Regions from separate parts of the Mus musculus genome. Here regions 2, 3, 4, 5, 6 and 7 are each linked to region 1. A link is a loop called in an ENCODE intact Hi-C map of the cell type or tissue named here. Cell type or tissue: left cerebral cortex. All regions are shown on one strand.

Evidence for each region. A loop is a pair of places that touch in the nucleus more often than their neighbours do. Peaks named below come from ENCODE experiments on the same cell type or tissue, not always from the same donor. Only the 100,000 strongest peaks of a DNase experiment are listed, where the experiment ranks them.
Region 2: a loop joins it to region 1, with 4 times the contacts of the local background. A loop is called at or near these places in 2 of 42 quality-filtered maps.
Region 3: a loop joins it to region 1, with 4 times the contacts of the local background. A loop is called at or near these places in 4 of 42 quality-filtered maps.
Region 4: a loop joins it to region 1, with 2.8 times the contacts of the local background. A loop is called at or near these places in 2 of 42 quality-filtered maps.
Region 5: it touches region 1 in a loop (4-fold over the local background); 13 of 42 quality-filtered maps call a loop at or near these places.
Region 6: it touches region 1 in a loop (13-fold over the local background); 34 of 42 quality-filtered maps call a loop at or near these places.
Region 7: a loop joins it to region 1, with 2.1 times the contacts of the local background. A loop is called at or near these places in 8 of 42 quality-filtered maps.

What each region holds. Positions count from the first base shown.
Region 1 is chr13:6,470,265-6,474,264 of GRCm38, reverse strand. No RefSeq gene overlaps it. Among named protein-coding and RNA genes, the nearest start is that of Pitrm1, 76 kb to the left of the region's middle. In left cerebral cortex, CTCF peaks have their summits at 401 and 2,419 (motif pointing right); DNase peaks (open chromatin) are centred at 2,412, 2,869, 2,970, 3,456 and 1 more place; H3K27ac peaks cover 2,681 bases.
Region 2 is chr13:6,176,872-6,180,871 of GRCm38, reverse strand. No RefSeq gene overlaps it. Among named protein-coding and RNA genes, the nearest start is that of Gm35615, 110 kb to the left of the region's middle. In left cerebral cortex, no CTCF peak of the experiment used is centred here; DNase peaks (open chromatin) are centred at 2,062 and 2,353; H3K27ac peaks cover 1,381 bases.
Region 3 is chr13:6,533,566-6,537,565 of GRCm38, reverse strand. No RefSeq gene overlaps it. Among named protein-coding and RNA genes, the nearest start is that of Pitrm1, 13 kb to the left of the region's middle. In left cerebral cortex, a CTCF peak has its summit at 1,772 (motif pointing right); a DNase peak (open chromatin) is centred at 1,864; H3K27ac peaks cover 341 bases.
Region 4 is chr13:6,258,775-6,262,774 of GRCm38, reverse strand. No RefSeq gene overlaps it. Among named protein-coding and RNA genes, the nearest start is that of Gm35615, 29 kb to the left of the region's middle. In left cerebral cortex, no CTCF peak of the experiment used is centred here; DNase peaks (open chromatin) are centred at 1,149 and 2,240; H3K27ac peaks cover 1,466 bases.
Region 5 is chr13:4,940,510-4,944,509 of GRCm38, reverse strand. No RefSeq gene overlaps it. Among named protein-coding and RNA genes, the nearest start is that of Gm40658, 220 kb to the right of the region's middle. In left cerebral cortex, a CTCF peak has its summit at 1,846 (motif pointing left); DNase peaks (open chromatin) are centred at 1,463 and 1,835; H3K4me3 peaks cover 582 bases.
Region 6 is chr13:4,660,490-4,664,489 of GRCm38, reverse strand. No RefSeq gene overlaps it. Among named protein-coding and RNA genes, the nearest start is that of Akr1e1, 53 kb to the right of the region's middle. In left cerebral cortex, a CTCF peak has its summit at 1,963 (motif pointing left); DNase peaks (open chromatin) are centred at 1,504 and 1,958; H3K4me3 peaks cover 538 bases; H3K27ac peaks cover 251 bases.
Region 7 is chr13:5,708,965-5,712,964 of GRCm38, reverse strand. The region is part of intron 1 of Gm35330 (a long non-coding RNA gene); the gene reads left to right. Among named protein-coding and RNA genes, the nearest start is that of Gm35330, 14 kb to the left of the region's middle. In left cerebral cortex, no CTCF peak of the experiment used is centred here; a DNase peak (open chromatin) is centred at 1,710.

The DNA of each region.
Region 1 (4,000 bases):
AGAGAGAGAGAGAGAGAGAGAGAGAGAGAGAGAGAGAGAGAGAGAGAGATTGATTCAGGCCCTTAGGTCCAGAACCTGCCTCCCCGCTGAAGCAGGGAAGCCAGAGAGAAGACACAGATGAGAAAGGAGAGGAGTGTGGAGTTCAATGGATTATCCCAGAAGGACTTGGGCTTGGTCCAAGCCTAGCATTTGAAAGGGGGACAGAATGAAGGCTCTCTCCCTCTTGAGACTGGGAACACATGTTCTGTGATTCAAAGGGCAGAGCCTCAGCCCATGGCTCATGAGTTATTCATGAGCCGTCCCACTTCTAGGTTTGAGGGATGGTTATTTATAGCACATAATCCTTTTTACAAAATGACACTACCCAGGCTGCAGGCTGAATTACATTTTAAGGCAAGTGTCCTGGACTGGATGGAGATCCTGTTGGTAATACAGAACATACATAATGCGGGCTCGAAGAGGAGTATGTATAACTCGTATTTTTACCACGCGTCTTTACAATAGAATAGGCTTTTGACAGCCATTCCCAGTGGTGACTATGGCTAAGAACAGAGCGGCATGACATCTATTTATATCAATTTTAAAACAGCAGGGGAAAAAAAAACCCCTCAAGCCCTTTTATTCCCACTGAGCAGCGGCTGCATGATGCATGCTGTTGCCCAAGGCTCTGATTTCCTGGCATTCTTCTGTCTTGATTGTCTACATATTTCCCTGCCCACGTGTGCACTGGACAGCCTCTACACAGCTGAGGACAAATAAGGTATATTGCATGTAGCCGGGTCAGGTCTTTTTCTATGACACATAGCCTCCAGGTTTCCACGTACATCCACATTTCATGCAGATGCAAGGGCTTATCTCTGGTGAATAATGAAGAGATAAATGTAAGAACAGTATTGGCAAGGGGCTCTACAAAGGGCAGGGGACATTCCTAGGCGAAGGGTAAACAGTGAGATCCAATGAGGACACTCTCACCTCAGAAAGAATCACTGGAGGCAGTGAGTTCTTGGGCTTAGGAAATGGAGATTAATTGGTAGAACATGCCTAGCTAGCATGCATCCCACTTGACGATATACGTCCACAATGCCAACATGTGCAATATGTAGACAGGAGGATCAGAAGTCCACTGTTATTCTTAGCTACATATCGAGGTCAATGCACACCTATGCTACACAAGACCTAGTATTAAAAAATGGATACAGACCATACTGTGCTCTCCTGTTCTAGCATTAAAAAAGAATTCCTCTGCTCCAAAGACAGTCTCTCATCAGGCAAGATGGTGATATCTTAGTTCCACAATGCAAAATCACCCACTGCACTATCATCATCTTGCATTTTTGAAAGATTTATTTGTTTTTACCCTATGTGTGCTGGTGTTTTGCCTTCACGTGTGTCTGTGCACCTTGTGCATGCAGCACCCAAAGTTGCCAGAACTAAAGTTGTGAGTCACCGTGTGGGTGCTCAGAATTGAACCCAGGTCCTCAGAAGGAGTAAGTAGCCAGCGCTCTCAACCACTGAGCCATTCCTCCAACCTCATAACTGTGATTTTAGTGAGAGATTAAGGAGAAAGGGATCAATCCAACCAACAGAAGAGTATGCACACATGTTTATTAATGATTCACTTATAATCCACATCTTTGCGGTCTGTGTTTGTGCGGGGAACATGCACATGACTCTTCCCACTGAGAATTCCTTATCACAAAGTCCTGCTTTCAGAATATGAAGAGCTATTAGGCCTCTTCTGTGTCTCGTGTTAGCTTTTTTTTTTCAGGATGCAGAGAAATGATGGCAGTACCCACTAGTTAGTTCATCATGCAAGGGTGTAGGCAGAAAGTCCCTGTGAAATGAAGGATGTTCAATTAATAATTCCCACGTTATAGTTGGCTTCATTAGGAAGTTATTACATAAAGAATGGAAGTTCATTTAAAGTTAAATACACACACACACACACACACATAATTTTATGCATAGGGCTCTGGGCTCCTTCCCTAGCACCGTGTGAACAAGGTTGTAATCCAAAGTTGCAAGGGAGTACGGAAGGAGCAGAAGTTAAAAGGCCTCCATGCTATATAATGAGTTTGAGGCTAGCCTGGGATATATGAGACACCACCTCAAAACAAAAGAAAGAACTTCTTGGTTGCCGTGACAACTCATAAACTCCTGGGGATAGGAAATCCATTTTGTCTGATGACCCAGGGAGCTTATCGCAGAGAGGATTTTGGATCAGGTTCATTGAGGTCAAGTGTTCTCAAGAACTTCAGATGCTCAAGGATTTATTTTATTTTACTATCTGCATATATTCGGGAAGACTCTAACACAAGGCAACGAAGTATTTACTAATGTTTTGAGTTCCTAGGAGCCAACCCTCATACTGGCATCCAACCAGGTAGAAGTGAAAGGATTGCATCTCGAGTAAGACACCACTAGGTGTCGCTACCTTCCTCTGAATGGGAGTCACCGAGGCCTCCTGCCATGCGGCTAAAATGAACTAGAGCAAAAATTGTGTTGATTTCAAGGAAAGCGTTCTTCTAATAATAATGAGATGGTAATTAGTAGGGGAAATGGCATAAAATTATTTCAGCATTTAGGAAAACTATGATTCTAAGCTACAGAATTTTTTATTTTTTGTTTGGAAGTTCATTCAGCGAATGTGCAAGAACTTCCGAGTTAATAGCATAGCCTTAATGAGGGAGGATCTCGTTTTTACCCCCTGTGGACAGAACCCTCGGATACTCTCCAGGGCAGTGTAAGGGTGATTTCTAATGGGTCTATAAGATTTCTAAAGGCTCCCACTTGGTCTAGCATAAGGACCCCATTCAATCCTCAGGTAGGCTGCAGGGCATATGGAGACTGACAAGCACTTAGCGGGCATGGACAGGACACCGGACACACCCCAGTCACCTCTCATGTAGCTGACCTCGATTTTACTGATCAGGTTGAAAACAAATTGTAACTTTTCCAAAGCCAAGTTCAAAGTCAAAGTAGATTTCGGAATGCAGGCTGTGTGTCTCTGGGATCCCCGCTGTTCGCATTATGCTTCATGTCTTCTGTGTTTGACCTTCAGTGGGCAACTATTAAGGGAGACAAAAAGGAACCAGAGGGCAGAAATAGAAGGGAACATTTCTTAGAAAACCCCTGAAAGAAAAGTAAACCAGACTAATGCTCTTCTTTTAATTTAGCCCTGTCGTTGCAGAGGTGAGAATTAGGATTTGCAAGGAGCCTCTTCTTTGAACCAATCCAAATAAAATGAAAAAGAGCTTGAGGCACGAGGCTGATGCTGTGTGACCTGAGAAAGTTGAGGCTGCTTCTTTGCATATGCAATGAGCAGCCAGGGTGTGAAAATAGACAGGATCGGGCCTCTCTTGGCTGCGGATTCCTAGCTGTGCCTCTAACACGTTCCTTTCATGCCTGCACCTCTTATACCATTATGCGGTTTGAGCCACATGCAGGAATAATGATTCAGCTTAGACTAGACACAAGGGCCAACCAGATTTGAGCTGATTTCTAAACCAAATCCCAGGTTTGGAAAATTACTAGTGTATGTCGCAGTTGCAATATATTAAGAACTTCTCTAAATGAACCACCATGAGTGGATGTGGTCTGACTCCCACCCTTGGGGTATCCACAGTAACCCTGCACAGTATGCGGAGAATTTCCCCTGTACTTTTCTTCTGCAGTGTGGCATTTGCTACAGGACCCTGCATTACCAGGAACCACAGCTCAGCATTCTTAAGAGAAATATTATTTGGTGTTTAGTGGAGCCCTAAATTAGTGATGCACCGTAGTGATTTTCATTTGGAATACCCTCGTTACCATGGCAATCATATCATGCCATGTTTCGTTGTCTTGGGTGTTTCTAGAAGCAATCCAGTCTCCGTAAACTCCTCATCATGTCGGAGACCCTGAATACTCCACGTTTATGCATGCTGACTGAAATCAGGCATATTAGAACCCCAGGGCCGAGAACACATCCAACTCTGTCATTATGTCAATTTCCTGCATA
Region 2 (4,000 bases), 290 kb after region 1:
TTACTGATGGTGTATTTTCCTGCATCATTTGCTTTTGCATTCCTTTCCACTATCCCAGAAATTTCCATGGCAAAGTGACTAAAGGTAATAGTGGATACTCATCCAGTAGCTTCAAATTTTTATGGGTCTTTTACCATGGGCCAGTCAGATAGGCCTATGAGACCAGGAAATGAGAGACACAGTCACTTGGAAGCAAATAATTGTGAGTGTAAAAAAAAAAAAAAGCCAATATGAAGAATTAGTGAGATCCTGGGTGTAGCTCAGTGGTAGAGTACCTGCCTAGCATGTGCCAGGGTCTGTGTTCAGTCCTCAATATTACATAACCAATGAACTCTTGTTCTTATTTTTAAAAATAGGTTTGGGTGTAACTTGTGTGCAAACACATACACGTGTGTGTGTTTATGTATGTGAGCACACATGTGTGTTCATACATGGCATTGTGTTTATTCATCTGTGTATATGTGTGCACATGAGTCTCTCTCTGTGTAAATGGTTTGGACCAGGAATCTGTGAAACCATGGAGCTGCCTGTTAACACCACACTGTGTGCCCAAGGTCCTTTTCTCATGCAGGCTAGAGAGAAAGGAAACATTTTGGGCACCATGACACCTCTAAAGAAATATCCTAGAAGGGTCTCAGACTAGAACTGATTTTCTTTATAACAACTTTGAAAGTGAAACAGAAATATCCCCAACTAAACTCCCGGGTCTAGTTCATTCCAAACCACTGGCCCTTTTCTCCCTAGTATATGGCTATATAGAACTTTTGGGAGAAGGAGACAGGAGTGGCTTCCCAGGTATAAAGTCAACTGTACCAGATGTCTTACACAGACCAAGTCTGCATTCTGCTTTCCCTATTGAAATCACAGAAGAATTCCACTATTTTCCTAAATTCTTATATTCCTTTTTTCTTTTCTGCACACACATTCATTAAGCTTTTGACTAGAGGATTGATTTTAATGAAATATGGCCCAGGGATACCAGCCCATCATTTCACTTGACGCTCATCTCAGAACGGGATGCTCTCATTCCAAACTCCAAGCTCTCTTTGAAATCCACTGGCTTACTCTTACTTTCCTCTCCGTTTCTGATCAATATAATCAAAGGACTCACTGTTGGCATAATAACCTTCTGGTTGAAATTCAGTGGCTGTGGAGTTTCCTCCCTTCATTTTTTCAGTGCATACTCCATCGCTTTGGATGCTGTGTGACTAACAGAGAACAATTGAGCTAGGACAGGAAAACCTACTATAGACATACTGCCTCTTCACCCCTTCAGTGTGTGTGTGTGTGTGTGTCTGTGTGTGTTTAGTCTAGGGGACAGTCTCAGGTATCATTGGCTAAATACCAACCATCTTTTATTTTCCTTTGACACATAGTTTTACACTGTTCTGAAATAGGCTATTGTCTACCCAGCAAGCCTCAGAAAGGCTCCTCCTGTTTTTACCTCCCCTAAACTGGGGTTGCAAGCATGTGTCACACACGCAGCTTTTTCATACAGGTTCTGGGGATCAAACTCAGGGCTTTCTGCTTGGAAGGCAAGCACCTTATCAACCAAGCCTTCTCCCCAGTGTGGATTTGCTCTATGAGAGCACAGCCACACTTGAAGCTGCTGAGCAAGCTTTAAAATAAACTCTTAACCCAGCAGGAGTCTTTCATTCAAGGAAAATAATAGCAAGGGGACTGATGTGTTCAGGAATTGCCATGAGCAAGGAGTTTATGCAAAAATAATTCTTCAGAAATCTCTGCAGGATCTGAGAAAGGCTGGTAATTACAGTGTCAACCTGGCCTTTCCAAAGATACAGTTTGTGGAATGCAGTCTTTCCTCCGCCTCCTTCAAACTACTGAGCAATAAACAGTCATTTGTGATAATTGCCAAAGACGACCTTTGCTGGGGAGATACGGGGTGTGAGATTCTGGTTCCTGTGTCTCAGTACGGGGCCATTTGTCTCAGCCATTTTTATTCCAGCAGCTCCTGTACATGACTCTCGGCCACCATCGCCCACAGTGTTTCTGTGGCTCCAAACCCACCTTCTGGGCTCTACTTTTAAAAGGAAGAACAATGTCTATTTTTGTTTCTTCTCTTCCTCTCACACCCAGTTCAATGTGATGCCACAAATATGGCTAGCTGTTTGGAATAATTTGCAGAATTTAACATTACAGGCAAGCTCCATCCTCCCAGTGTGTATTTTGAGTATTTTATCATGAGTGTCAAGATTTTATGCATTACAGTATGCTCATGATATTTCTCCATGCTTTATTTTGGGCATGATAAAATCTGTAGCAATTAGTTTCTCACAAGTCTATTTTGTGCTAAGGAATCTGTTATTTGCTCCTCGGGTGGGTTCTTTGATTCTACCTTTAACGCGACTGACTCTCTTTATTCCCAGACTGATGCTCTCTCTTTGGGTTTGGCACATGTCCTCTGGCTTCTGGCTTCTGGGCTCTGCTCAGCCTTTTGAAATGCAACTTGGTAAAATGTCAAGTGCAAATTAAGATGAAGCTATAGGGTGGTGAACCATAAACATGAGTTAAATTTTAAAATGTGCTTTTACCAACAGGAAATGAGAGAATGTATGCATGAAGATAATGTGAAGATTGAAATTCATATTTTAATCCTGTCCCAGGAGTCAGAAAGAGAATAGATGTCAGTTGTTTGGGACCCCTTAAATGGATCACAGCTGACCTGAAGGGAATAATTTAGTTGCAGGTATGTATTGCTTAACAATAGTATGTGAGAAAGAATCCATTAGGTGACTTCATTGTGTGAGCATTCTGGTGTCCTTATAAAAACTTAAATGATGCAGGTCAGTCCCTCTGTGTAGCATCTTGATGCAGCCAAAGTAGGAGGAAACAGGAGATTTATCATCTGTTTCTGCTATAAATAAGAAAGACAAAACCAAACACTCTTTTATAGTAACTTTATTTATACCTAAGGACACATAATATTATATACCTAATTATAGGTAATACACTTTTTAAAATATTTATTTTGTTTTTAATTGTACATGTATATGTGGGAGGACATGCACACGTGAACGTTGGTATCTGTGAAAATCAGGAGTGGACATCAGATCCCCTGGAACGGAACCTATAGGCAGCTATGAGCCACCCCACATGTATTCTAGGAACTGAATTCAAGTCCCTCATAAGAGGTATACTCACACTTAACCATTGAGCCGTCTCTCAGGGATCAACCATTGAAAATACTTTCAAATACTGATTAAAAGTACAGTACCACAAATAAGTAAACCACAAACCTCGTCATTTTTATCTTTGTCTCATTTATACTCCATATACTTTTGTGCACTAGACTTCATACAGTTGGAAGAAATACCGATATTGACTTAATGATGTCAATGAGATTGATCCCTGCAGAGAAATACCTCACATAGGCATCTTAGGGTTTAGGTGATTCACGGTTGCTGAGGCTTCCATGTACGGGCTATGTTGATTCTGACCTACCGCATCATGACGGCAAGAGCTTCTTTCATGGCATGAGAAAAGCAAAACAAAATGTACAGGTCTAGGGACCAAATGAAAGCTTCAAATGCATTTTGCTGCCTTCAGAAAAATGCTAACTGCTAATTTTTCCAGTACCTCTCCAAATAGCGTCACCTCATGGGAAAAATCTTTAATTCACCAGCTATTGATGGAGGAGGGTACTTCTTATTTAAGCCATACCAATATTAATGAAGGAGTTTGCCCAATGTGAGCCACTTGAGAAGTGCCTTGTATATAATCTATTTAAGCTGAGATACACATTGCTATTATATAGAGATAGAGAGAGATTTTATACACACACATGTATATTTTTTATATATATATATACATATATATACATATACATATACATATACATATACATATACATATACATATACATATACATACACATACACATACACATACACATACACATACACATACACATACACATACACATACACATACATATACATATACATATATACATATATATATATACATACATATATATATA
Region 3 (4,000 bases), 63 kb before region 1:
ATGTTTGTAAACTGGAGAATGACAACTTTGTTTCTGTAAACCACAGACTTTCCCTCTTTGTTCTTTCCTCATGGTTTTACACACATCAGGTAAGACTTCTACCACTGGGCAGTAGCCCCACTTCTTCACCTGCCACCTTTTTAAATAAAAAAATAAAATTTCAAAAACAGGTACAGGGTTTTACTACATTGCCTAGGCTGGCCTTGAACCCATTTTGTAGCCCAGTAGATCATGCTTGACTTCCCAAATACCTGGGAATGCTACCAGGCCTGGCAAGAATTACCCTCTTGTTTACCATTTTATTTATGACTTTTACTTGTGTCTTAGTCAGGGTTTCTATTCCTGCACAAACATCACGACCAAGAAGCAAGTTGGGGAGGAAAGGGTTTATTCGGCTTACACTTCCATACTGCTGTTCATCACCAAAGGAAGTCAGGACTGGAAATCAAGCAGGCCAGAAAGCAGGAGCTGATGCAGAGGCCATGGAGGGATGCTCTTTACTGGCTTGCTTCCCCCGGCTTGCTCAGCCTGCTCTCTTATAGAACCAAGACTACCAGCCCAGAGATGGTCCCACCCACAAGGGGCCCTTCCCCCTTGATCACTAATTGAGAAAATGCCTTACAGTTGTATCTCATGGAAGCATTTCCTCAACTGAAGCTCCTTTTTCTGTGATAACTCCAGCTGTGTCAAGTTGACACAAAATAGCCAGTACAACGTGTGTATGTCATGATAAAGAAAATATATTTCTTATTTTAGTTGATTTTAACCTTATAAAATGATATTATATGTGATTTAAATTTGAGAGATATATGTAAAAAAAAATTCGCTGTGGTGACTTGAATATGCTTGGCCCACAGGAAGTGTGGCCTTCTTAGAATGGGTGTGGCCTTGTTGGAGGAAATGTGTCACTGTATAGGTAGACTCTGAGGGCTCCTAATGCTGGAGCCCCGTCCAGTATGGAAGGCACCTAGCTGCCTACAGGAGAGTATCTTCCTGGCTGCCTCTGCATCAGGATGTAAAACTCTCAGCTCCTTCTCCAGTACCATGTCTGCCTGGAACCTTCCATGCTTCCCACCATGATGATAATGGACCAAACCTCTGAACCTGTAAGCCAGCCCCAGTTAAATGTTATCCTTTATAAAAGTTGCCTTGGTCATAGTGTCTCTTCACAGGAATGAAACTGTAATTAAGACCTTTGGGTACTCTGCTTCTCCAATTAATATTACATAGCTAAGCTATGGTCACATGGCTGGATATTAAACTTAATAGTTATATCAGTGTGAATTAAATACTTGTATTTTTTCAATTTGTGAAAGACAGCAACAGAAATTTGACTAACACCCCCCACAGGGAAAAAAAAAAAACTCTCACGAAGCCCAGACAGGAGCCAGGTTTAATGTAACACATTAATGACGGGGGTGAGAGGAGATTTTTATATAATCATTTCCTTGATGGATTTTCCAGATTCATCTTTTATGATTTTTATTTTAAAAACAACAACAACAACATCAACATATATTTTTAGGAGGGGAGCAGGTAGGGAGACACAGTTTCATGCAGTCTAAGCTAGCAGCAAATTCAAGATGTAGCCATAGATAACCACAACTCATCCCCTTGACTCAATCCTCCTGACTGCTGGGATTCCAGACATGGCTATCACGCCAAGCTTAATTTTAAATCACTTTATTTCTTCTTGCTGATAGAATAATCTCCCTTAAGTCAATCTGTTTCCAAATCCTTCAAGTTTTCACATTGATAGGAAACACTGTAGCCACTAGATGGCCATCCTTTCCTTCTCACGGTTTCCTTGGCAAAGATTCTGCTTTTGAGTAAATACATCCTTTACAAGGCTTATTTATTTTTACTAAAATTGCTTTCATGACAGGGATTCAAACTTACAACCACTTCATACAGCTGGGTTGGCATTTTAAGAGCCATAAGCGAAGCAAAGCAAATGTCACTGTAAATAAGTGGAGAGTGAAAGGGAGTTTTTAAACAATGAGCTTCTGCCGTGTGGCACTACTTGGTCTTGTGCATTATGTAAATAAATGCACAGTGCTCAAGTTTCTGGCAGGAAAGCCCTGGATGAGAAGTCTGGAGTGGACATGGCTCAGCTTTGCCTGGTGACATTCATTAGGGCCCCTCACTGTTCACTCTGTACCATCTCGGTTTTTTTTCCCTCTCCCTCCACACTCTCTATCTAGTCTTGTCATTTATCCAGGGCTGCATGTTATTCCCTTAGTTACAATCGTTAGTTAAGTAAACCAACAAATCTTTCAGGCCACACCAGTAGAGACCTATTTCCAGAATGTTTTTGGTGAGGATCCAGAGACAATCACTGGCCAATATGTTGATACTTCCACATTTTTCTTTATGTTTTTCAATATTCCATTTACTTTTTATAGCACATGCATGAGGAGGTCACAGGATAGTTTGCAGGGTCATATGCATTCCACATTCTAGGCTTTAAAACTCAGGCTATCAGACTTGGAGGCGAGGGCTTTGACCTGCAGAGCCATCAGGGTGGCCCCTTTCCACATTATTCTGTATAAATGTGTATAAAGATATGTCAAAACAACATTTTGATCAAATATGTATTTTCTTCACATTATACTTCTGTTAGCATTTCTATTTTAAACGTCTTCAACATACTTATTTTTGTTTTATTGGGAGACAGGGGTTCATGTACCCCTGGTGGGCCTCAAACTCCCTATGTAGCCTATATGACCTTGACCTCATGATTCTCCTGCCTTTACTTCCTCAGATCGTGGATGATAGGTAAGAAGCACACTAGCTTGAATATTACTGGGGATTGAACCCAGGTATTCTTGCATGTTAGGTAGGTACTCTACCAGCTGAGCTACAGCTCTAGCCCAAACATACGTATGTGTTCTTTGAATATTAAATTTGTTCTTAGGCTTTATGTATAATGGATTCTGTTACTCCAGCTTTGACCCTCTTGCCAAGGACCAGCCTCATCTTGGAGAGGGATTCATGAGAGAAGGAGCTTTGAAACAAACAACTCAAAATCAAATCATGGGCTAAGAGCTGATGGCCTATGTTCTGCTGGAGATAGCTTTCTAGATTCCTTCTCCCTCTCCTTCTTGCTCTCCCCCCTTTCATCTCTCTCTTTTGTCAGCTTTCTCTGGAGATCTCTAGACATCTTTCTGCTCAAGACAGCTTTTTTTGAATTCTAAAAATCTTCTGGATAGCTCATCTTTTGCAGATAAAAAAAAACAGTCTTTTACTTACATATCAGATCAGTAATTACTCTAGGTTCCCTTTAGATCATCCTATGAATCAACAGCCCATTATCCCAGCCCCCAGATTCTTAAGAAGAGTTAGCATGTACAAGCACAAACAATAAGATAGGCGGGTGAGACCCTGCCCTGGAATTACTATTCCTTCAATGCCTGGGCCTGGACCTAAACTTCCTCTGTCCCAAGCTGACCTTAGAACTCAGGAATCTGCCTGCCTTTGTAAGCATAAACAAAAAAACTTAGCTGGGTGGAATCTTGCCATGGGATCACCACTCCCTAAGTCTTTTTATCTCTTTCCTTTGTATCTTTCTGGCAAGCTAGCTCATAGTGCAGCTGCCTCTGCTCTTTTAGGTCTGTGAAGCTCCTCATATAACTCATATTGCACCCTTATGTTTTGTATAGTTGAGAAATTATATATTTTGGACTCATGTTTTCATCATTCTCTCACACAGTTTTAAGGGCTGTCCTGAAGGTCACAGACCTCTAACATTTGGCTGAGACATTAGACACACACTTGCCTCCTGGATGCTGTTTCTGATTGTCATTGATACTAGCAGAGAGGACATTCCTCGAAGGAAGGTCATAAAAATATGTACATTATTATACAAGCAAATCTTATGCCCACAGCAACCATCAACACTCATGGAGGTCCATGCCCTGCTGACTCTGGTCCAGGGTGGAAACCATGTCATTCTGTTTCTCACAAGCTGGACTTGGTACCCTCTCTTCTCTCCTTCCAT
Region 4 (4,000 bases), 210 kb after region 1:
ATTTGTTAATTATGAAGTGAGTGCATTGCTCATAGGGATTCTTCTGTCAATGTTGGAAGGTAGGAGGATGAAAAGATGGAGAAAGAAACAGGGAGGGGAGAAATAGAAAAGGAAAGAGAACAGAGTGAAGTCCACACTTGCCTCTGATGATGCTAATCTTGATTGTCAATTTGACATGATCTAGATCAATCTTGGAGACAACTTTCTGGGGGTGTCGGGGAGGTAGTGTCTAGATTACTTTAATTAAGGTAAGAAGACACACACTAAATATGTGAGCCACCATTTCCAAGGCTGTGTGTAGTTCCAGAGAATGGAAGGAAAGCTACATCTGAGTGCCAGTGACTGGTGTTCATCTTTCTCCGCTTCCTGACTGGAAATACAATGTAACCAGCCACTCTCACCATGTGGGGAATATACCCCAAATTGTACCCCCAGATAAACCTATTCTTTTCTTGATTTTTTTTCTGCTAGGTTTTAAGAGTCTCAAGAACAAGGATGGTAATAACCACACCTCTACGCTCTGTCCCTGCCGGGTGAGCACTGAGCAACTCAGGGTGAAACACAATATGAAGAGGACAGTACTCTCTTCGGTGTAGTATCAGAGGAGCATTTCACAAACCCAGCTCCGAGTATTCACAGCAAAAGTCTCAACTCAATATTCTTTTCACTTTGTGTGAAAACAATGGGAGCTGATGTTTATAAGCCCAGAGAAATGGCGAGCATTAAGTATTGCTTGTTAATTTCAGATTACAGTAGAAGGGATGATAACAAATGGAGGCTTCTCCCTGGTTCTTATTTACCTTTCGGGTAATATATGAACAAAAGGGAGGTGATAAAATTAGAAGACATCCCATTTAAAACAGCTAAGAGGAGCATTGTACTGTTTACATGCCAAGCAATTACCTGGTATAAGTCTTTGCTACAGGATATTATTGTGACAAACAGTTTCAAGTAAGAATTAGGCATTCATAATAAGAACAACAGGTGTAGTCACAACATTCCAATCGAATTACAAACCCTATCCATCTGCATGCAGGATGCTTATTTAAACTGCAAAGTAAAGAAAATACAGCCTGAAATCTAAAGCTTAGCATCTCCCAGTTTCACTAACGCTCTCAGTTCCACTTTGACTGTATGAGAGGAACTGTTCTTTCTGTCCACACGCTTTAGTTTTTCTATTCCAGATCATTTCCATTTTGCTTCAATACTTAATGTATTACATTCACTCTTCCTTTAGGAGTTCTGTCTAAATTAACTTGAAGAGAACAGCACCGCTAAGAGTATGTAGACATTAAGGATGATGAAGGGGTTGCCCTGGTCACAAAACAAGATGAGTCAACCTTCAATAATGTTGGCGGCAGTGTCTCAAATTATTGGCTACACTGAAAAAAATAACCAAATCTCTTTCTATGTTGTTATGTCTTTTCTTATAAACTGGTTGTAGCCAGTATAAATAGAACCCATTCTCTAAAATGTCTGAATTTAAATTCTATTAGGGAAATCAGCCAGCAGTCTAAAATGACTGACTGTTGGGCTCCCCTTTTCTCACTGTCTTCTTGGTAACAACGCACACTACAGACCAACAAGGACTTTGGTCAGATCAGTAATTTACCATTGTAAACACTACAACAGCAACAACCAAAATCCAAAACAACTGTATTTACTGATTTCTAGTCTGTTAAATTAATGTAGAAAAAGGTGCTTATGTATATAGATACAACTTGACTAAGCCTGGCTTGTCTAAACTGTTACATAGTTAGAATTACACCTTCTAGGAGGCAGTAAGGTAGCTTATTCAGAAAGCTTCTTAATATTTATGAATTGACAATGCAATGTACATACATAAACATATTTGGTATTAAGTATGGATTTACATAATTCTTTAAGTCTGCTTTTAATATGAACCAAATGAAAACAACCTTGTGCTTATTAGGTTGTTTATAATACCTTTGCATTCCTATTGAACATGTTGTTTTGCTTTGCTAAACTGAATGCAAACTCAGCCTAAGTAGTCATCAAAATAAACTGACTTTTAACATTTTCGCACATTTTAAAAATCACTCTATAGCTTGAGGAGTAGGGCTGAGTCTATAAATGAACCGTTAGTCATAGATATAAATATTCTTTTTGTTTTTAAAGAGTGCCAAGAAGGCAAGGAATGAGCAAGGATTCTATTTCCATATTCTGGAATATTTACCAAGGGAATTTCAAAGCACTCCATTTTACCAGCTGCCCATTCCCTTGGGAGCCATTACTAAATTAAAGTGAAGTTCAACATTCACACACACACACACACACACACACACACACACACACACACACACACACAGTGTACTAAACATTTTCCCTTTGAGATCAACAGAGGTATTCTCAGAGGAAAGTTGAGCCAGTCCAGCAAACATCACTCCCACTTCCGTCATTGCTAGTCTCCTCAAGTTCTATATCCCACACTCAAACTAACTGCTTCCTGCCTCATGGTTTTTCTGCTCCTGATTTCCAGTTGTTGTCTGCCCTTTGCTCCTTGTTCTTAGCCCTATAATTGCCTTATTTGGACAACTAATCCTCACCCAAATTCTAATCTCTGTTCTCCTCCTGTTTTGCTTCTAAAGAAATGTGATTCCTGCTGATGACGACAATTCATCTGTTTGTGATTAAACACTTCCTGGATCATGAAATATCATTTCTGGGAATCTACCCCCAAGAAATAGATGTTCATATGTCAAAGAGATATCCACAAGCCCATGTTTCTTACAGCAGCACTTTTTAAATTAGGCAGAGTATGGAATGAGCAGAGGTATGAAAGAATGAAAGAACAGATAACTGGATAATGGATATATACTGTTCAATTTAATGTAGAAAGATAACTTCTACATAACCCCACTTATAGGAGATATCTGAAAATGTTGAACTTATGAATGCAATATCAGAGTGGTAGTTATAGTGGTTGTGAATGTAAGACTCTGGCGAGCCTTAGGTTAGTAGGGACTCCCTGAGTGAATGACACAGAGATGGGAATCAATGCAAATAGCAAGAGGGATTTATTGTTTCAACATGTTGAGGTCGCCCTGCACATGGAGAGAGAGAAAGGCCATGCGTAGCCTGTCCAGCGAGCCATACAGTTCTACAAGTAGCAGCCATTAGGCACAATGTGATTCGCAGAAAAGTATGACTTTTAAACTAATTGGTCTATAGGGAATGAGGTGGGTGGCCAATGATAGCAGAATGTGCCTATGAGATCTGGTGGTCGGTTCCTCCTCCCTGTGGTCTGAGGAATGTAATTAGTCCCTCCCTTCCAGAGGGGAGGGGTCCTGTAGAATTTTCTAAAGTTCCTGAGCTGACCTCTTCATGAGTACGGTTTTGGAAAGATGGAGGAATGTTGGTCAAATCAACAAATTTACAGTTAGATTAGAAGAGTAAATTCAAGAGGTCTATTGTATAGTACAGCGAATATAATAAGTATCAATGCATCATGTTCTCAAAATATTCAAAACAAGAATTAGAGGGAAGTCATAGAGTTGTGATGAACACAGAAAGTATAAAAACAAAAATGGAAACAAAAAACCCATGATGGCACATGATGGTAAACTCCATTAATTGGGCAGCTCAAGCAGAAAGATCTCACCTTACAAGCCCATGTAGTCTACCCAGAGGATTCATGTACAGCCTGCAGAATTTAGCAAGACTCTGCTCCAAAATGAAAGTAATTATAGCAACAATAACAAAGGGTTGAAGATGTAGCTCAGTAGATGAGTACTTAGCATACGCATGGTTCTGAGTCCCACATCTAACATTGCTGTCAGTCAATCCCACATGTAGCTACTTTGTGCTATGGTATTCAAAGGTCAGGAATGAGTGCTCAAAGTGACTTTGGCCTTGTCAAGACAATAGATACTGTCTGTGCCTTGTAGATGAAAAATTCAATATGAACTGAAGTAATCAGAATCTTCAGAGGGCCTGACAGAAATTTTCTTGATGTTGAAAAATAGAATCAGACAGTCAC
Region 5 (4,000 bases), 1.5 Mb after region 1:
TTCAAATATGTGACTTCCTTTTTAAATCCTATTATTGCATGCATTATGTATATGTGTATACACACATCACACACACAACAACACAACATATATTTATACACACACACACATGGTGAGTGTGTGTGTGTGTATTCCTAAATATAATCGGCTCAGACTATATAGTGCTATTATTAGGTATGTTTTCAGGACTGACTGGCACTGGGCAAGCAATTGGTGTGGTCCTTTCCAGTAGAGCCAGTTCTCAATGTGTCAGCTTTACTAGGTCTTTGTATAGCTTTGAGGCCTGCTGGGCTTTTCACTATGAAGTTTGGCATGTTCCTTGGTGTCATGCTTGTTCAGCTCACTTTTAGGCAGTCATGTTGCTGAGACTTTCTGGGTATAGCTTCTGGTATTACTAAGAGACATAATTTTTAAGCTCAACTGGGAGCACGACTACTACTCTAATAAGCATTGAACATCCAGTTCTCTTTCCAATGATTTTAACTGTCATCATCTGATTGGATAGATAATTTAGGGAAAGCCATTCATTTGGTGTGCCTTTGTATAGTTTTTAAAGCAAAAATAGTTGGAGTCACATCTTTAAAGAATATCGAGAATTTATATCTAAGTGGCAGATGAGTGGAAACCATCTGGACTGCTGTATAAGCACTATAAGATGAAAAGGAAATATTAATATTGGTTTCTTCAAAGGTAAGTGATTTGATCTATGATGTAAAAGGCTTTTTAAGAAGTGGAAAAGATATTCACTCTTTGTTCTTTTGAAACAGAGCAAAGATAGCATTCCTTTTAAGCCTCAATTATTTATGTTCCTGAAATATATGGGAAGAATTATTGGGCAAAGGCTTCACGTTTCTAAAGCAGCTGATTTTGTAGCTGTCAATTGAGTTATGAATGACACCACTTAATATAGAACATGAATAGCAGAAATGGGAAGGAATAAATTTGTTACATTTGTACATGTTAGATAGTTTCCATTGTTAATCTGACCTAAAGTATCATATCCAAACTGTCAAAGCAACAACATTTATATTGAAGAGAGTAATATTAAATATTTTTATTTAGTGTTTAAAAATTATCAACATGTATAGAAAGAATTTTTTTTCATGCCTGTTCCCTAGGGTCTAGCTCCTCCTAGAACCCCCCAAATCTATCTCCCATATAGCTTCACATTTTGTCTAATTTTTAAACAATAACCTGATAAGTCTAATAAATGCTGCCCATATATTCATAGGGGTGGGACTACCTACTGGAGCACAGGAAACCTTTCAGAGGCCAAAGAAAAGTGTTCCTTCCTACCTCAACAGCCACAAACTGCAAAAATATCTGCAGTTCATTTAAGGCACACAATTATCTATTTTCGTTGGCTGTTGCAAAGTGAATAACATGTTCTTAATCGCGTTCTCACGCCCGGCCAGGAAAGACGCAACAAACCAAAATCTTCTGCGGCAAAACTTTATTGCTTACATCTTTGGGAGCCAGGAGGGCAAGCGCCCAGCGCCCAGCCCCAAAAACGAAAGCCCCCTTCTTACATCTTTAGGAGCCAGAGCTCCGGCGCGCGCGCTCTATTGTTTACATCTTTAGGCAGCGAGCGAGCGCAGGGCGCGCAGAGCCAGAGAGATGCCAGCGAGAGAGAATGGCGGAAAACCCCGTCCCCTTTTTTAGGAGCGTTATATTTCGCCTAGGACGCATCACTCCCTGATTGGCTGCAGCCCATGGCCGAGCTGACGTTCACGGGAAAGGTAGAGTACAAGTAGTCATAAAATACCCTTGGCACATGCGCAGATTATTTGTTTACCACTTAGAACACAGGATGTCAGCGCCATCTTGTGACGGCGAATGTGGGGGCGGCTCCCAACAACATGTGCATATTTAAATACTGGAAAGATAGTAAACTCTTCATGAGCAGAACCAAGCCACAGGCAACTTTGCTGAAGGTCTGTGGTGATCTTAACATGGAAATTAGCTTTGCAGTCTGGAAATGGGGGTGAAAATCTAATGGAATCCTCTATGAGCTGTTTCCCTCCAAATTTGCTTTCTTTGTGTCAATTACTCAAAATTGCTTCATGTGTTCAATAATGTCTTCAATTTTACTCTTTTACACCTCAGTGGTGGATGCTCCTAATGTTCATAAATATAAAGGTAAGCAGTAGCAACATGAATAAAAACATTTGACCCATTAGAAAATATTTCAAGATGTGAAGATGGCCAATGTGAGATCTGGTTCATCAGAATATGAATGTGGTAGCATGAGAATCCAGGAAGGCATGAAACCATATGACCACCATCAACCTGAATGATAGCAAGCCCAAGTGAGGCCAAAGATGGTACATGGCTCTCTAATACCCACTTCAGATATGACTGCCTAATTTTGATCTTTGTCTTTATGAAATGCTCTGAAACACAAGTTTGAATATCTTAGTACTATTTCATGAAATAACACCATGGGCTTAGTCTATTTTTCTTAACATTATTTTATTTTTTTGTCTTTTTATTAGACTTGTGCCAAATTATACTTTAGTGTTCCATAGTATCTTCATAAATCCAATCCTTAGGATTGTTCTAGGATGATTTTCTCTTTTACCAATATTTTTAGAAAATAGGTGATGAGTGTATCATTTTGGTCTCTTCTCATGAAATAAAATAATATTCAAATTTTAATAGTCTTTTGAAGTACGGGTCTATTTGATGGGAAAATGACTTAAAAGTATTATTTTCTATGTATTGATCATGGTTCGATTATTTTAAAAGTTAAAGATATAAGTGTTAGTATAAATGTATGCTTCCATTTCTCTGGGTTCAGTGCCTAGGAATAAAGCAGCAAGGCCATGTGACGGGTTCATAGTTAATGTCTAAGAAACCCTAGAATGGCTCACACAATGCACCTGACTTACCAAAAGAAGAGGAGTCCCTGTGCTCCTCATCCCCTGTGGTACTCTTGTAATCGGCAAAAAGCTTCATCTCATTCTCACTTCATTTCTTTTTCTATAATTCTTATATTAAGGAATCCTTAAGAATCCCATAAGTATTCCTTATATATTTGCTAGTCTTCCCATTTTGTTTTTTATTAACATGTTATCAATTTGGTCATGTTTCTGCTGTTTAAAATTATGTCACTTATTCCTAATAAGCTGTAAGCATTGTTTATATGTTCTAGTCATGAATTTATAGTTGGATATATATATGTTTTCTGTGAATTTTCTTTTACTCACTAGCCTATCTTTTCTTTGTCTTTTTCTTTTTTAAAGTGTTAGCTAGGAGTCATTGCCCAAACAAAGAACACAGAACATGAACAAATTACATCAAATTTTGGGGAATGCTTTGAATTTTTCCTTATTACCACTGTCATTTTTTTCTGCTAAAAATCTTCTAGTACCACTCCTAAAGGGACAGTGACGTTTAATTCTATCAGGATCTGTTAGAATGTGGAGTCTGCAGAATGGCCAACTCAGCAATTATTTTCACAGAGTTTTAGGATCACTTAAATGTACTGTAGCACATGCTTGAGTCTCAAAGGTTTAGTTTAAAAAAATTAGTAAAAATAATCCTAAACAGATATTTTTCCTAAATGTTCTAAAAAAATAGAAAAATGTATACTTGGTAATACCTTTAGAATTTACCACATATTACAATTGACTGTCATTTTTATGATAGATATATTGAAGATCCCCGATGCTCTGTGTTTGAAAGTGAAGATATTCACCATAACAACCCCGGATAGCAACACTTCACCATTCAAACATGTCCAGGCTCTGCACAGGCTAAAGAAAAAGTGAAGTTCCATCGTAAGTGAAATCTGTGGAGATCATTGGAACAAACAAAGGGCTGATTTCTGCCTTTAAAATGAAAGCCTTTGGAAGTCAAACATTGACTACATTAAATATAAATGATAGCAACTCATAGATAAATTACATATCTGTAAAATTAATAACTAAGTCTGCCATTTGGCAAACTCTACATTCCAAATACACTCGCTGAAGATCATTCTAAGGGCATAAAATAA
Region 6 (4,000 bases), 1.8 Mb after region 1:
TCAATTTCTTGATTATTTCAAAGGCCTTTAAACCATATGAAGTTCAGATAGTTACAAACGGCCACCACCAGTTACAAACGGTAATTCAGTTCTTTCTGCAAACCAGTATAAAATTCTTAACTGACCTGAAGGGTACCTTTTGACTAGGACACTATTTATTTTAATGGAGTGTTAAGAAAAATGCACAACAAAGAAGGTGCCATTTAGAAACTCCCAATAAATCAAAGCAGGGAATTATTTGTGTAATAATACATATAACTTTGATATTGTTTAATGTTATTATTTTTAAAATTATAATCCTAACTGCTGACTTAATAAACACATATTTCATAAATTGCCTCTTTACCAACAATATTTCTTTTCTTTCATTTTCCAAATAGTATAAACTAATAATAAATGATGCTAATGTTAGTTAACTAGTCCACAAAATTGAGTACTGTAATATTTTGTGTATTAGTTGAAATATAAATTAAAACTCATATATCAATAAAATGAAGTCATGTTTCAAATTTATGTATCAATCCATTTGAAAAATATGGACTATTGAGGATGCCATAGCATTAAAAAGTACTTGAGAATGCTAGATGTTTTAATATATAACTTTAAAATATGGAGCCTGGAATTTACTCTGAAGTCAGTCATGGATCCTGTATGAACTTCAAAATATTTATAGCTGTCTGAAGCTCAGGATAAGAGTGCAGAAGACCAATATAAGCACATTGGTTGTTTCCAAGCGGGATGTTATCCATTCTTAGGGACTCCTCCTACCTCTTTTTGTAGTGTTTGTTTTTCCAGACGTTTGTTTGTTTGTTCACTGGTTTGATTTCATTTTGGCTAGAATTATTTAACTGAAGAAATAAAATCTGGTCAGGAAAATGGGAGGAGGGGGGAGAACACGTAAAATACATTATTACATTTTTGAAGGTTCCCCTTCCTTATTGTTGAGAAATTAGACATGTCTATTTCCTGTTGGAGAACTTAAAATGTTTTCTCAAACATGAGTAAATCTGCCCAATAAAAACATTTTTACATTAACTCTGATATTTAGACACCCTTAAGCATTATTTTATGATTTCTTCCTGAAGGCATAAAACCTCTTTGCTAGGCTCTGGAATCAATAAACAACAAGTGTCAGGAAGACACACTCTTGACTCAAACCCAGCAATTTTGTTGTTGTCCTCTCCCTCTCCCTCTCCCCTCTCCCCTCTCCCCTCTTCTTCTCCCCTCTTCTTCTCCCGTCTTCTTCTCCCCTCTTCTTCTCCCCTCTTCTCCCCTCTTCTCCCCTCTTCTCCCCTCTTCTCCCCTCTTCTCCCCTCTTCTCCCCTCTTCCCTCTCCCTCTCCCTCTCCCTCTCCCTCTCCCTCTCCCTCTCGCTCGCTCGGCTGGGATTTTTTTTTTTTTTTGAGTTTCCCGTCGGTGAGTCATATTGTACTCTAACTTCCCCTTGGAACCATATGGGGCAATAATAAAGTGCTCCTCAGTACACAGCTATGCAGTGTTCCTTAACTGACTAAGGGGAACACTATGAACGCCTATCGTTGTCATAGATGGACATTCAGCCAAACAAAGCGACACGGGAATGGAAGCGAGTAGGAACAATGGATAATGGGCACTTTTACAGCTTTAGGATTTTTATGGGAAAAATAAAAAAAGCAAAACAAGTCCAACATGACCTTTGATAAAAGCACAGGAAAGCAATATCCTTAGTCACTTCTATTAAAAGACGCTTACAGGACTAGGACAAAGCCACAGATGTCAGTTGCCAAAACGTGGGGGTTTGGGGTTTGTTTTGTTTTTTGCTTGTTTGTTTGTTTGTTTTTATTAATTTAAGGAAATTGTCTTTAGGATTAAATCTTGCACAGTGTAGCACTACTTACTGTTAAAACAATTAGGAACCTTTATCAGAAAACACTAGGGCTATGAGCAGGCAGTCCCTGTCCCGGGAATTGTGAAAATAGCTAAGGATTTAGCGCCATCTGCAGGAATCAGGAAATAAAACCTTTTGACCATGAAGTTCTCATTACTCGTGTCCACTAAAGTAGATTGTTTTTGTAGTTTTCAGCTGAAACCCTCCTACTCCTATATCTAAGATTCATAGGACGTCAACAATAATGACTGACCCTCAGTCCTAAAAATATTTACAGGCAAACATCACTAAATAAACCTCTGTGTGTGTGTGTGTGTGTGTGTGTGTGTGTGTGTGAATATGTGTAAAACAAAAGTAGTTAAAAGGGGTCATGAATTTGAGAAGGAGGGGGATTGGCAGGTGTAAACAGAAGGAAGGTGGGGAAATTATATAATTATATTTAGTTGAATTTAATGTTTTAAAATACTTTTTCTTGCTTTTTGCAAATGATGCCTTTGTCCAGGAAAGTTCAAGAAAAAAGGTACAGAGGGTAAGATAGATTTGACTCTGACTCATCCATAACTAAGGTACTGTTTGAATTAATTTTATTCCTGAGTTGCATTAGTCAGAGTTATCGCTTTTATGAAGAAACATCATGACCAAAGCAGCGTGGGAAGAAAAGGGTTTATTCAGCGTAGTCTTCCATATCATCTGTTCACCAGCGAAGGAAGCCAGGACAGGAACTCAAACAGGGCAGGAACCAGAGGCAGAAGCTGATGCAGAGGCCTTGGAGGAGTGATGCTTACTGGCTTGCTTCACATGGCTTGCTCAGCCTGAGTTCTTATAGCATGCAGACCCATCAGACCCTGGGTTGGTTCATCTCATAATTGGCTGGGCCCTACCTCATTGATCACTAATTAAGATGCAATGTTCTACAGGCTTGCATCCAACCTGATCTTAAAGAGACAGTTTTTTAATACATGTTTCCTCTTCCCAGATGACTTAAGCTTGTGTCAAGTTAACATAAAACTAGCCAACACCTACTTTAAAAAAAAATCTTTCATGTAAGGGTGGGTTGTGTGCACATGGGTGTGTATTAGTATGCATTTGTACATAGAAACTAGAATATGCCAGGTGCTGTGGAGAATTGCAGGCTGGTCTCCAGTTGAGCTGAGGTCTGAACCCCATTGGTCATAATTCACCTACTTAACACAGTAGGCGTTCCCTCATGCTCCTGGAACTCTGGCCCCTGCCTAAGGTACCACTTTCCACAGCTCCCTGCAAGAGAAGCATGGTCAGTAGTCACGTAAGCAGCGGCCCAAGCTTCTGACCTTCAGGCTAAACTCCTCCCCAGTTACCTAGCAACAGTGAAGACCATAAAAAGGGCTGTTCAGCCCCCATCTCTTACTCTTACTCCTTTGTTCCTTTACCTCTCACTTCTCTCACCCTCTCTCTCCCTTCTCTTTGTCTTCTATCCCTTCTCCTTTCTCTTTGTCTTCTTCTCTCCTCCCTCCTCTCTCTTTCTCTCTCTTTCTGGATAGCCTCTCCCCCTCTCCCTTCTCACTTCCCTCCTGCCTTTCTATAATAAAGATCTTAAACCATAGAGAGTCTCTGCTCCATCTAGATCTGCTTTGCACCCTCTTGCCAGTGTTGGGAACTCCTTCCCTCATCCCTCTCTCCTACAACCCCGGGGCTTTCTTTAGCAAGGTAGCTCCTGGGTCCCCGTCGGTCAGGGGCTGCCCCTTTTCCACCTCCACCACCACCACCACCACCACCACCACCACCACCACCACCCAACTTCGTGGGTCAGGCATGTTCACCTGGGGCTGAGTGGAAAGCGCCAGGAGCTCTGCCTGCTTCTGCCTGCACAGGAACTCTGGCCAGATGTTTGGCTCATTTTCCTTCCTCTTCTTCCCCAGGGCCTTCCCAGCGCGCCCCCTCCCCCCTTATTTTGTTCCCAACAAGGTGCCTCAATTTTTATGACTCCTGGGGCTTGAATTCATGTACGCATGCTTTTATAGAAAATATTCTTGCCCATTGAGCTATCTCTCCCTATCTTTCCTGTCCCTCTTGCTTATTTTTAAGCTGTTCTTCAAACACATAGTTGACAAATGTTTCCAGACTAGACACTGTGGAGAAACACTGACAGAGCCCT
Region 7 (4,000 bases), 760 kb after region 1:
CAATAGGCCCTTTTAAAATAAATTCAGAGATACCCATCCATGCCTACATTTTTTGAGTATGATGTATTCTGTATGTTGTTTATAAAACGCAAAGAAAAATATGTTCTTTATTATTTTTATTATTACTATTACTGCTACTAGTAGTACTATTCTCTCATATATCTCATTTATTTCCCCCTTCCACCCAGTCTTCCCTCCTTTCCCTTCTCCAGATCTACTTCTCCATTTCCCTTCCGAAGAGGGCAGGCCTCCCAGGGATATCAACCAAAGGTGCCATATTCAGTTGCAATACTATGAGGCACCTCCTACTTTGTTAGGATTCTATTTAGTGTGTGTGTGTGTGTGTGTGTGTGTGTGTGTGTGTGTGTGTGTATGTGTATGTGTGTGTGTGTGTGTGTGTGTGTGTGTGTGTGGTATGTGTGTATGTGTTTGTGTGCATGTTTGGAGGTATGCACAAATTTGTGCCTGTACATGTGCCTATGTGAGCATGTAGAGATTAGAAATCTATGAGGTTGTGTTCCCTCGTCACTTTCCCCTTATTTTATAGAGACAGGTCTCTCATTGGACCTGGAAGCAGACTGTCTGGCAAGAAAGCCCCAGGGAGCCTCCTGTCTCTACCTACCTAGAACAGCAGCCTCCATGAGAGATTTTTATGTAAGTTCTGGATATCTAATTCAGGTCTTCACGCTTGAGGGAAGTACTCTACACACTGATTGCTTCACTGCCTCAGAGCCTTATTTATGATTCTGTATAAGTAGTTTATTTCCTTGGAGTGAGACCCAGGCGTCTAATTGGCCTCCAAAATTGAGCAGGGACATCTACTTCTCTTTAAAGTCTTCATCTCTGAGTCTTTCCTGGATTCTAAGTCCCGTGACCTGATTCATAGCTCCTGAGTTGCTGGTGGTTCTGGTTCTGGTTACCATGACCTGGTTCTGTAACCAAAACTGGTTTGGGGGGCCTGGTCCTATGTCCCAGTCCAATGACCTGGCTGATTCTCAATCCTGGTTCTTTGACTAGCCATGAGTCCAGGTCCTGTTACTGGCTTCTTGTCCTGGTCTAGTTTCTGCTGGCCCTGTGTCTTAGTCAAGATCCTGGCTCTGTGTTTTGGTCCTACCCTTGGCACTAAATCTTAGTTCAGCTCATTGTCCTGTGTCCTGGTCTTGTTTCTGGTCTGTGTTTTAGTCCAGATGTTGGCCATGTGTTTTGGTCATGCTTTTAACCCAGTGTTCTGTTTCTTTTCCTGTTCCTGGGTGCTGTGATTGGGTTTTAATTTCTGGTCCTAGATCCCAGATACTGGGAAGTGTGTACTTCGATGTTGTCTCCAGCCTCATTTGTAAAGAGGCACTGGCTCACTCTTCTGAGCTTTCCAGCAGCGGGAGAGGGTTTCTTAGGCTGCCTAGCCTCTATACCCTGAGCAAGCAATTGCCTCTACCTTAGGCTCCACCAACCACCAAAATTCAGACTCCTCTTCCCCACAGCTTCATCTGCACTTACAGTTATTACCATAAGTCTGTAGGCTTCAGTTAATCTGCCTAGGAAAAAAAAATCCTGGCCATTTTATTCTTTACCACCTGGGGATTTTTACATGGAGAAAAACAGGATCAGCTTTTGCCTTTCAATTTCAACCAATCAGTCATCACATTCATTGAAAGATGCCTGCTGTCCAATGCGGTGACCCTTCTTGTTCAAATTGAAGCCTTACTCATAATCTGCAGAACAGACTCCAGGCGTCCTGTGTGAGAATGTGGGGGCAGTCTACTTTGTTGTTAAATATGGCACAGTATAAGAAAAACGAAACAGAAAGGGGCTAACTTTTGGAGGCTCAACTGCCCTTTCTTGCAGAGAGTCATGGAAGTAACCTTAACTGCCCTGCCCGTGAGTTCAAACAGCTGAGGAACAGAGAGAGCTGTGAGAGGCATGACACTGTTCATTCTGCACAGACTGATAGACAATCTTTCTACTTGAATGCTTACGGTTTATATAATATAGGGATATATTATAGGACATGTTCCCAGAAGTTCTGGAATGAAGAACAATTAGAACTGAGCATTGGCAAAGTGGCAACCTAGCAGACAAACACTGAATGAGTGCCCAGACACCTAGAACAGCTGTCATTATGGAAACAAAGTGTGCAGTGCCCAGGACTCAGTGACTGGTAGGATCTGGGGGTGGATGGTGGAGAGATGTTGGTCAGAGGTAGACACTTCAATTATAGGATGAGTATGTTGCAGAGAAATAATGTTTGAGATACTGACTCTGGTTAATAATAGTGGCATGGGAGCCAGCAAGAAGGCTCAGTGGGTAAAGTACTTGTTGTACAAGCCTGATGATGTTAGTTCAATCTGGATTCCACATCCCCCAGTGGGAGCAGAGAACATAGTCTCAAAAGTTGTCCTCCCACTTCCACGTGCATGTCCACACTCACAAATGTGCTATGCACTACTATTAACAAAAATTTAAGAGATAGTATATGATGTCCTTGAAGTTTGCTAAAAGGCTGGATTTTATGTGTTCTTGTTCTACACACACATGCACAAAGTTAATACTATAAAAGAATAGATGTACTAATTGGCTGGATTGTGGTAATCTTTTCATATATATATATATATACATATATATATATATATATATACATATATATATATATATGTATCATATTGTTTATCTTGACTGCATAATTTTTATTAAGTATATCTCAAAAACTTGCATATATCTTTTAGAGTAGGGTGTGTTACTATTATAATTCTATAACCCTAGCACCAGAGGGACTGATCCAGCAGAATTGTAACTTTGAAGCCATCCTGGTCTACTTTAACCTCAGTGGAGTATGAAGACTGCTAGAAAATTTATCAAGATGGATGAGTGTTTGATAGAATGTCCTCAAAGTCCAAAGATGCTGCTGTCACCGGGAAGGGGCTTGATTGGTTTTATAACAAGGAACAATCTTTCCATTCCTCTGCTGTTTCTAGTGTATGATTCTGCCCCGTTGGAACCAGCTGTGGAGGTGCTGGGGTGGCTGCTGCTTCTGTCCAATAACAGAAAGACTTCAAAAGGGGATGTCTGATTCAGGCAGCAACAAACAAATGCTTCACATGCCCTTTGCTGAGCTCCTCAGAGTCTGAAGTCTCTGGGGCTGATTTAAAAGCTAGTTCCTGTGGAAAGAATCCAGCCTGAAAGTTCTCTGAAAACAGTGGTGGAAGCTAATCTCTAATAAAACAAAATGTTACCATTCATCTGGAGAGATTTCATACATCAAATACAAGTTAAATAAAAGAGACAATGTGATTAACTCATGCCGACTTCTTTTCTAATATTGACTTTGAAAAGGCCCGGCACAGACTTGAAAGCTCTAGACTCTAACGATAGAACCGCTAATGCATTTACAAGGGCAGTACGTGTAATAAACATGTTTATAAAAATAAAACAAATGAATGCCCATGAATTTCAAATGCCAAATAGTGCAAAGGCACACTAAAACAGACAATAAATTTAAGGGCCCAATCCCAGCACTGGATATCTCTTCCTTATAGCATTTACTTTTTAACAGCACACACAGGACGGGCTGTGACAAGGGCAGTTTGCATCACTCCTCTCTACCTGTGATTCCTGGCTCTTACTGGCTGGCTCTTTCTCCATGTCTTCTCTAAGACTCAGAGATCCTCACACCTAGACATCCTTTTCTTTTGTAGCCTCAGTGATGATGCTGGATGGTTGGAAGTGGGGAGGATTTCACATTGTTGTCAGTCTGCAGGAAAATGCTAAGCACTTACTAAGATCCTTCCTTCAGCTGGAGATGGTGGAAAGGTCAGAGTAGATGTATGAAAGAGCTGCCCACCTCCTAAGATGTTTACCTTCCAGGGAAGAGAGAGCAGAAAGGACAAACAGGATAGGGCAGGCAGAATACTGCACAGATATAAACCATGTCCTGTTGTCCAGCAAAGAGTAATGTCTGTGATTCAGAGTGAAGCACAAAACTAGAGATAAGATGTGTGGCTTGTTT